2 separate regions of the Homo sapiens genome follow, and region 2 is linked to region 1. Evidence: read pairs that join two places in POLR2A ChIA-PET (ENCODE). Cell type or tissue: GM12878. All regions are shown on one strand.

Region 1 (5,000 bases):
CTGGCTACTGGGCATACAACGGTGCCCATGACAGCCCACTCAACGCCTACAGTCTACCGGGAACGAGAGACAAGCCAGCGTGTTAAGAGAGTCCTCCATCTATGTGAGAGTACCCTCTGGAAAGCCTTCTGTGAGTCAGTTTTGCACATAAGCCAGATGGATTAAAACTCTGGCCCATTCAGTGGGTGCCCGTCAAGCAGCATTGGAAACATGTGAGCTTGCATGTGGCTGCCTACTTTGCTTCCTGCCTTTCTTCTTAGGCAAACTTTATCAATAGTGAATAAAGACTGGAGTCGGGCAGACATCCATCCAAATGCAGCCTCCATCTTACTATTGATACAGTCTCGGGCAAGACACCTGACTCTCAGAGCCTCATGTTGCTCATTGGTAAAACGAGGACAACAGCAGTCCTATGGCAGAAACCACCTGCCTCATCTTAATTTCCCTTTTTTTTTTAAGGAACAGAACCTTGGCATTACTAAGCACTGCAGTGAGCCTGGCCAAGAGACTACCTTGACCAGCCCACCTCATGGCTAGGTATGGCCATGAGAGCAATCTCTGGCCCATGAGATATAAGCAGAGTTGTTGGGTGGGATTTCTGAGAAAGTGTCATAAGGTGGGATTTGTTAAGCTGGCACTTAAAACAATTTTTTTGGCCTTCCTCCCTTCCTTCATAGTCAGAAATGTAGACATAATGGCTGGAGCTACAGCAGCCACATTGGAGCATGAGGTAACCTTGAAGATGGAACACCTGCACTATAAAACAAAAAGAGCACAAGACTGTGATGACCACAGAGCTACTATTAAGCCCATGGCTACCAAGCTCCCGGCTTTTTGTGTGTGTGAGAAAAATTATCTTTTGAATCATTGTTATTCCTGGTTTCTTTCTAAAAACTAAAGGCAATTCCTAATACAAGTAGTCATACATGTTACTGTGGTCGTTGAATGAGGTCATTCATGTAAAGTGCTTAGCCCAGCACCTGGCCCACAGTGAGCACTTAGGGCAGAAGAGTTCACATTGTTCTTATGCACATGAAATATTTACATCGTCTTAGTCAGCTCGGGCTGCTGTAACAAAATACCATAGACTAGGTGGCTTAGGCAATAGATATTTATTTCTCACAGTTCTTAAGGCTGTGAAGTCCAAGACCAGGGCGCTGGCCCATTTGGTTCCCTGGTGAGAGGTCTCTTCCTAACCTGCAGATAGCCACCTTCTCACTGTGTGCTCACATGGTGGAGAGAAAGGGAAAGAACTCTGCTCCCTTTTCCTATTCGTAAAAGGACACTCATTGCATCAGGGGGACCCCACTCTCATGACCTCATCTAAATCTAATCACAGTCGGGCACAGTGGCTCATGTCTGTAATCCCAGAACTCTGGGAAGCCAAGGCAGGAAGATTGCTTGAGCCCAGGAGTTTGAGACCAGCCTGGGCAACATGGCAAACCCCATCTCTATCAAAAAATTCAAAATTAGCCAGGTGTGGTGGCACCATGCCTGTGGTCCCAGCTACTCAGGAGGCTGAGATGGGAGGATCACCTGAGCCCAGGGAGGTCAAGGCTGCAGTGAGCTATGATTGCACCACTGCACTCCAGCCACAAAATGAGAGACTGTCTCAAAAATCAAACAAATAAATAAAATAAATCTAATCACCTCCCAAAGGCCCCACATCAAAATATCATCATTTTGGAGGTTAGGACTGCAATGTATGAACTTAGGGGAAATACAGACTTTCAATCTACAACATCCATGGACCCTACCAAAAGGGTGTATCTGAGTTTGCTTAATTTACATTAGTACAAGTGGGAAACCTCCTGGGTTATAGTTGAGTCCTGAGGGTTATGATAAGGGGAGATGAGAATCCTGGAGGACTAAGAGTGTAATGTGATGACTGGGCATTGGAGATTGTGCCCATAACCCATTCTTTCTGGCGGCACTTCAATGGGAGGGTCAGTCATTCATCAAAGCCATTCCTAACTCATGAAAGTAAAACCACAACATCTGATTAAGAAAAGAAGACCTCGAACTATGAAATTGATGGTCGAACCACATATCCATGATGCATGTGATTTTTTGCTTTGTAAATAACAAAATAACTACAGTAGGGACTGCATTGAGTGTGTTCCAGGCACTGTCCTGGGTCTTGTCGAGGGAGTGAATCAGTCAGCAGCCAGCAGAAGCAGAGGGGTGCACTCGAATTGGGAGCTTTGAGAACGGCTCAATAGAGAGACCATTTGCAAAGGTGTGGGTGAGACGTAGAGAAAACACAGGTGACAGTGGAGCTGACAGCCTCTGGGACTGAAGCAACAAGGAGACAAAGCCTTTACCAGGGCCTTTGGAGAGGGCTCCCCACCAGGAGCTAGGGCCTTTGGTGACAAGACATGGCCAGCTCACGCTGACCCCAGCAGAGTCACCGCTCTCCTGCTCCAGCCTCATGTTTTTCATAGGCTGAAACCTACCAGAACCAGAGGGCAGTGGAGCCCCGTGACCACAACCCACCTGAGTCAGATCAGCCTCCCAGACACTGAGCAGGGTCAAAAAAAGTGGAGAGTGACTGGGTAGGGGGAGCATAGGGCTTTATTCACTTAATCCTCAACAACTACCTTATGAATTAGGTACCATTATTACCCCCCCTTTTACAAATGGGGAAACTGAGGCCCAGAGAGAGCCATGAAACCATTTACATATTTAAAATATATAAATTTGTAAAGAAGTACTGCTTAGATCCTCTAAAATGAGATGATTTCCTGTTACCCAAATTATTGGAAGTAAGCTATTTCTATTGAGTTGTAAATACAAATCTATATTAGAGTTTAAGATACATGACAGCTCATGCCCCCATGAGGTGCATATTCTGATGATTTCAGTTTTACTGTTGAAGAACCAGAGGTTTAATGAGGTTGAACTAGTTGACTTCTAGGATCCTTTGAAATCAGAATAGACTCTAATGCAGTCACTACTTTAACCATTACTTTTGATTTGTAAAAACAGAACTATAAAAAGTCCCCACCACTAACAACAAAAATTTGTGCTGAAATAACAAAACTCTTTCCATTGAAATTTACCACTGCAGTAAATCCTTCCACTGAGTGACACTAAGGTGATTGACATCAGTGAGAATAGCACCAGCAATCGAAAATCAGGGGCAAATATGTTCTGCCCCTCTTAACTGTATTCCTGGCCATCACGCCTAAAACTCCCACTTTCATCCCTCCTCTGCATTCTAAGACTGAAGTTTCTAGGAGAAAAAGAAAAGGTTTTCCTGAAGCAATGATATCTCACAGGGTTATGGGCCGTGGTATTAGTTGAGATTCTGCCCAGAACAAACTGAAGGAAATCCAACTCAGACTGGCTAAAGCTAAAAAGGCAATCTGTTAGCTCATGTCCTAGGATAAGGCTGGCTTCAGGTATCCATTGATTCAGGGCTCAAAGGGTGTCACCAGGAACCAGCTTCCCTCTCTGTGTCTTGACAGTACTCGCTTGATGTTGGCCTCATTCTAAGCCTCATGTAGTTGCCAAGTGGTTGCCAACAGCTCCTTGGACCACACTCCATCCAGCATCATATCCAGCAGAAAAGCAGGATTGTACTGCTTCAGTAATTCAAATGAAAATCCTAGCATTAAGTCTCTTGGGCCCTGATTGGCATGGTGTGGATCACAGGGCTACTATGGCCAAGGGAATGGAATATCCCAGTGGGGGCAGGGTTTGACCCTCTCCTACACCACAAGGACTGAAACTGGAAAAGGGATGATCCTATAGAAGCACGAGGGCTGCTGCCAAAAGAATGGAGAAAGGATGCTGGGGAAAAAACAGCCCACGTCTGCCATAGTCATCAATATCTTATCAACAGTCATCAATACCAGAAATATGGACCAGGGAACCTCCACAGCCCAGAAACTGGCTACAGGAATCCCAAAGTTCTCCAAGCCACAGAATTTGGGGACTTGTCAGTAATCTCCTCCCACTCACCTCCCCCAGCTGTTTCCACCTATCCCGACCTTTTTAATTTGGAGAAGGGGCTACAAAGGTGGAAAATGTGCCTCCCAACACAATCCCCTTCAGTTTTCCACTCTGTTCTTAGAGGATTCCTCCCCTTGTCCCTTGCATCTGAGCTTGAATATGATGCTTTCCCTGAAGCCATCTCTAATAAAATCCATACCTTCCCACCTTCCCCAAGAGTCAAAAGTCCCTCTTTTATGTACTCACAAAATTTGTACACACATCATATTGAAAGTATTTGCACACCTGTCCCTTATATTCCGTACTCACACATGCTCACTCCACTCACACCTAACCAGATTAGAAGCTGTTTGAGGACAGAGGTTTGCTTTCGTTCTTCTCTGAGCCCCTAATGTGCAGCATAACATCAGGGATAGTATTCAGGAATGAATGACTGAGTGAATGAATGAATGAATGAATGAATGAATGAATGAAAACTTTCTACAGCTCTATACCATTAAACAAACATCACAGCATGCATTAGGACATTTAGTCAATCAACAGTATTTAGTAAACTCCTATTGTGTAGACAACAGACACAAACGATTGAAAATAAAATCAGTAAAAGGAAAAGCAATGGTATATGTATCCTGCGCATTTCAAAATAGCAATGCCCTGAAATAAAAAGAATGTGCTTTTTTTTTTTTTTTTTCTTTTTGAGACAGAGTCTCACTCTGTTGCCCAGGCTAGAGTGCAGTGGCACAATCTCAGCTCACTGCAACCTCCACCTCCCGGGTTCAAGCAATTCTCCTGCCTCAGCCTTAGTAGCTGGGATTACAGGTACACGTCACCATGCTCGGCTAATTTTTGTATTGTTATTTTTGTATTTTTATTTATTTATTTTTCTTTTGGAGACAGAGTCTCACTCTGTCACCCAGGCTGGAGTGCAGCAGCACGATCTCAGCTCACTGCAACCTCCACTCCACGGGTTCAAGTGATTCTTATGCCTCAGCCTCCTGAGTAGCTGGGATTACAGGTGTGCATCACCATGCCTGGTGAATTTT
Region 2 (5,000 bases), 160 kb after region 1:
TAGACCTAAGAAGTTCACAGTAAAGAAAATACTAGAAAGCTCAATCATGTTGTGCTTGTAAAATTAAGAATAAAACTAGAAATTTTTATAAAAATTAGATAAACAAATGTTTTATTTCAAAAGAGAGAAAAAAATAGCTGGGCTACAGTTAAAATTTAACATACAAACTGAAAGCAACACGCCTGTTTAGGGAAAAGAAAGTTATGTTCAAATTGGTAAAGTTGAAAAAACAACTTTTGCAAAGTAATTTGAAGAGTTCCTGCTGGTTTCTCTCTCCTACCTCACTCCCCAATACATTATCCCATTTTTTAAAAGTACTATTAGCACAACAATTACAAAGAACCTAAGAATTTCACTTCATTTCCCACAACATAAAACCAAGAGAAAAAGTTTTTTCAGGGAAGGTCTGATAATCCCTACATCTACTTGGCAGCCTATATCTTTCTTCTTTAATGAAAAATAAACTTCTCTCTAGCTAATAAAGAATATCACAAAGAGAGAAACAGGCACTCACAGAAATGAGATCCTGGTACATACCTCAATATTCATTACATGTTTACAAAATCATCATTCCTAAAAAAAAGAAAAACCAAAACCCACACAAATAGACTATCCCCATTTAATTTTATTATGAAAATGAAAGTAACAACAGGAAATGGCAGCAGGGTATTTGATAAGCTCAATTAGCAGGAGGATCAAATGAAGTGATGACATGCCATTATGACCTCAGGGGTTAAACATTCAATTTTCCATCTGGCGAAATCTAGATTTCCAACACAAATGCTGACACCACCTGCTGTATGTTATTAGGCATTATCTTGAGCAATCCCTAAGCATTTTCTGTACAACAGGTATAGCCTCAAGTTTTTTCATATTTCATTCTGCAATATAATTGCTCCCCCATGAAGAGAAATAAAAAATAAATCCCATATAATGGCTCATTCAAAACAGACATTAAAATCCACACTAAAGCATTTATTTATCAATCATGGCGGTAGCAAAAATATCAAGACTATTTTTCTTCTAAGTCACAATTGACATTGTAGCTATCATTTTCTATAGCACCTAGGAGTCATTCCAATTAAGAGTTCCCTTTATAGGTTTTTTGTTTTGTTTTTTTTTTAATACAGACAGGGTCTCACTATGTTGCCCAGGCTGGTCTTGAACTCCTGAACTCAAGCGATCCTCCTGCCTCAGCCTCCCAAAGTGCTGGGATTACAGGCATGAACCAACATGCCTGGCCCATTTATAGATTCTTAATTAATAGCCTCTTGCTACTGAAATGGAATTTTGTCATGTCTAATAAGAATCAGATCTACAGAACTTCACGAAATAAAAATTCACTGCATTTTAAAATGTAATCGTTAATCTACTATGTTTCTTTGATTGACGCAATGGTAAACACTTTTAAAAATTTTTATATACCAAGTGCTGGAGCTCATTTGTGAGTGTTCAGACCCTTCCATACATGCATTATCAAGAATCATGCTATTAGGCTCTGCAGGTGGTAAGCCAGTGGCTAGCCAATAAATGCAGAGCTCTCATCTGGATTCAACTGATGCAGTTTGCATACTAAAATGTTTGCACACACAAACATGAATGCACATACATCTACACACACTCACACTCTACTGTAAGTGAAATACAGATACAAGTTCAGATACCCAGTCTTGAGATTTCATACTGGACAGTCAATAGCAAGGCAATCAATATCACAACTGTTTTAATACCTGTTTTCCAGGACATACCAATACCAATTTTTTCTAATAAAATTAACTTTTTACCATCTGTGTACCTCCTTCCCTAAGCAAATTCACCAAGCTCCCCATGTTAATCCAGTTGCTTTTTAGTGTTTGGTAGGTCTATGGGTTTCCTTCTCATTAAAACTTATTCCTGGCCAGGCACAGTGGCTCACACCTGTAATCCCAGCACTCTGGGAGGCCGAGGTGGGTGGATCACCTGAGGTCAGGAGTTCAAGACCAGCCTGGTCAATGTGGTGAAACCCCGTCTCTACTAAAAATAAAAAATTAGCTAGGCGTGGTGGCACACGCCTGTAATCCCAGCTACTCGGGAGGCAGAGGCACAAGAATCACTTGAACTTGGGAGACGGAGGTTGCAGTAGCTGAGATCACACCAATGCACTCCAGCCTGGGTGACAAGGGCAAACCTCCATCTCAAAAAAAAAAAAAAAAAAAAAAAAAAACACAACTTACTCCTCAGGTTATTTCGTTTTCTTCCTCCTGGGTAAATAGGTATTTCAGCAATGTGAACATCTAAAAATTCGTAAGTAACTCTATGAAAACTTACTTGACTTTCTGAATCCACACACAGTAGTCTGAGATGTAGAGATCATTCAGTATGTACGCTGGGTCATTTTCCTGAAAAATTTTGTGAATATCCAGGAGACACTTTAAAACTGCACTTTTACCTAAAGAAAATTGAAAAAACATAAAATTATCCTTAAGAAAAAGAAATTCAGACCCTGAGAGGTAATATATCTAAAGCAGCTCAGAATCCTGATCATTTCTTAAGAACATTTTTAAATGCAAAAAAATTTATGAGTCCTATTAGGTCCAAACCCCTTTACTGATTTCCTTAAGAATTACATACAATCTTTGGCCAGGCACAGTGGCTCACACCTGTAATTCCAGCACTTTGGGAGGCCGAGGCGGGCAGATCACGAGGTCAGGAGATCGAGACCATCCTGGCTAACACGGTGAAACCCTGTCTCTACTAAAAATACAAAAAATTAGCCAGGCGTGGTGACAGGCACCTATAGTCCCAGCTACTCGGGAGGCTGAGGCAGGAGAACGGCGTGAACTGGGGAGGTGGAGCTTGCCGTGAGCCAAGATCGCGCCACTGCACTCCAGCCTGGGCGACAGAGAAAGACTCCATCTCGAAAAAAAAAAAAAAAAAAGAATTACATATAATCTTTATATTCTGTTGTTACAGCTGACTAGTTGTGGTTATCATTAAAATGCTATGAAATACAACTAGGTCAATTAAATGAAAGGCAGGAAAGTTTTCTAAACCAAATGAATATCTAAATGCATCATAATTTTTATTAGATAATGTTCTTCCAATTCAAGCTTTCAACATAACATGGAAAACTGTATTCTAAATTTCAAACTTCTTTATTTCTTATGTCAACATTTTCTGTCAAGGAGTTATCTACTAATAACAAATTATTTTACCTTAAAGAATTGAAGAAAACTGAACACTAAAACATCATAGCACTACTTCAGAAATAAGCTGACAAAACTCACATGAACAAAAGCCATCAAGTATTAAAGCCTTGTTCAACCTAACTACTTCCTCCTGGTTTTTAAATGAACCTAGTTTTAACCCAACCAAAGTCTACAAAAGGAGCCTTTTACAACTCAGCAATTCCCTAGGTGTTCCAAACTTCATGATATTTCCTGAAATTTATTAATTATAAGGTGAACTATTAATTCTACATCTAGAGTAGTACCATTTTCTTTGATCTGTGAAATTCAGTATTTTCAGTTTAACAGTTTCATTCTTATCTTTACAGTTCTGAAACGCGGAAATACTGTATACTGAGTTCATGAAGATACTGGATGCACTTTCATTGACATTTCCCATTTAACTTTTAGATCATAAAAGAATCATGAGCTAGATGATGACATCTCAAGATCCTAAAATTGCTGACACTAAATTTTTTAACATAATTAACACTAGAAAGTAAGTTTCAAAAGAGCAGGGGCTTCTGTTTTATTTAGTGGTTAATCCCCAATACCTAGAACAGAACACCGCAACAGCAGGTTTTCCATTTAAGTGTTCTAAGAATGAATGAATACATGATAGACACAGTAATCACCCAGCTTAAACCTTGAAAATTTCTTTCATTCTACGGTCTCACCCGTCAAATCCTGATGATTTTTCCTTGGAGATGCTCCTTGTATCTGCCCTTTCTATGCCATTGCCTGAGCTCCTATGTTCACTCATATTCTCATCTCATGCCTCGATTTTAAGAATCCTCTTTCCCATCTTTCAGATTCCAGACTCTACCCCTTCAAACACACATTTTTTAATGCACTGCTTTCATGGAGTCTCTTCCCTGCATATGTTCTCAATGCTCTTTCTACAGACTTGTTTCCATGCCTTTTTCCCTTCTCCATGTGACCTAGCCCACTATCAAGGTCTAGCTCCAGTCTTCATTCCTTCGGGAAGTTCTGGGCTGACTTTCCTAGTCTTCACGGTCCTTTACTATAATGCTGCCAAGAAGTGGAAAGGAAACTCAAAATGGGGAAAGTCCTCCCCATAACCTCTCCTGTTCAATTCCCAGAAGGAAAACTGGAGGCTTCAGGATGGGTAAGATACAGGGCCACTGAGTTGAGGGACCAAGATCTAAATTCCAATCTTAATGGCTCCAGAGGCTACCCACTGTGCCATGCTACCTGTATGTTCTTGCCTCATCCAGTCTATATCACAACGTTTTTATTACTCAAGGACTTATTACTGACTTTAACCCCTAAGTAGGTAGTAAGTCTGAAAACAGAGTCCATACCTTTTTAAAAAATATTAACTTTGTGGCTTCCTCATATGCAGATACAATAAAGAATGAATGAAGAATGTCAATGAAAGCTCCACTGCTAGACTGACTGTGAAGAGAAACTAACACTTAGAAGGCCTAAAGCTACAAGATGTCAAGTTCATTTGGTTAAGGCAAGGTCAGTGCTATGGCTTATCAAAGTGGCACAGGTTAACTATGTCAAATGATTAGTGTGGATCACCCCAGCACAAGCCTATTTTAATTACAAACTAGGTAATGTTGAGAGCAGGGTTTGATGAAAGGAGGAGGAAATATAATCAAAATTTGCAGGCATGATGAAACCATGTTTGCCACACTAGCCATGTTACCCAAAGAATCAAGGAACAACTGACCTGTAAGAATGTTTTGAAGTTTTAATTGCCACAGAGAAGACAAATGTCACAGTAAGCATAGGCCAACTAATTTCTTTCTTGCTTTCCTTCTC

What was found. Peaks named below come from ENCODE experiments on the same cell type or tissue, not always from the same donor. Only the 100,000 strongest peaks of a DNase experiment are listed, where the experiment ranks them.
Region 2: POLR2A ChIA-PET joins it to region 1 with 6 read pairs; 2 of 35 experiments call an interaction of 5 or more read pairs at or near these places.

Annotation. Positions count from the first base shown.
Region 1 is chr3:72,631,329-72,636,328 of GRCh38, forward strand. All of the region lies in intron 8 of LOC105377161 (a long non-coding RNA gene), which reads right to left. Among named protein-coding and RNA genes, the nearest start is that of RYBP, 190 kb to the left of the region's middle. In GM12878, no CTCF peak of the experiment used is centred here; a DNase peak (open chromatin) is centred at 2,953.
Region 2 is chr3:72,790,609-72,795,608 of GRCh38, forward strand. SHQ1 (SHQ1, H/ACA ribonucleoprotein assembly factor) reads right to left here. Exons shown (of 11, transcript NM_018130.3): 10 at 2,308-2,428. Among named protein-coding and RNA genes, the nearest start is that of SHQ1, 55 kb to the right of the region's middle. In GM12878, no CTCF peak of the experiment used is centred here; no DNase peak of the experiment used is centred here.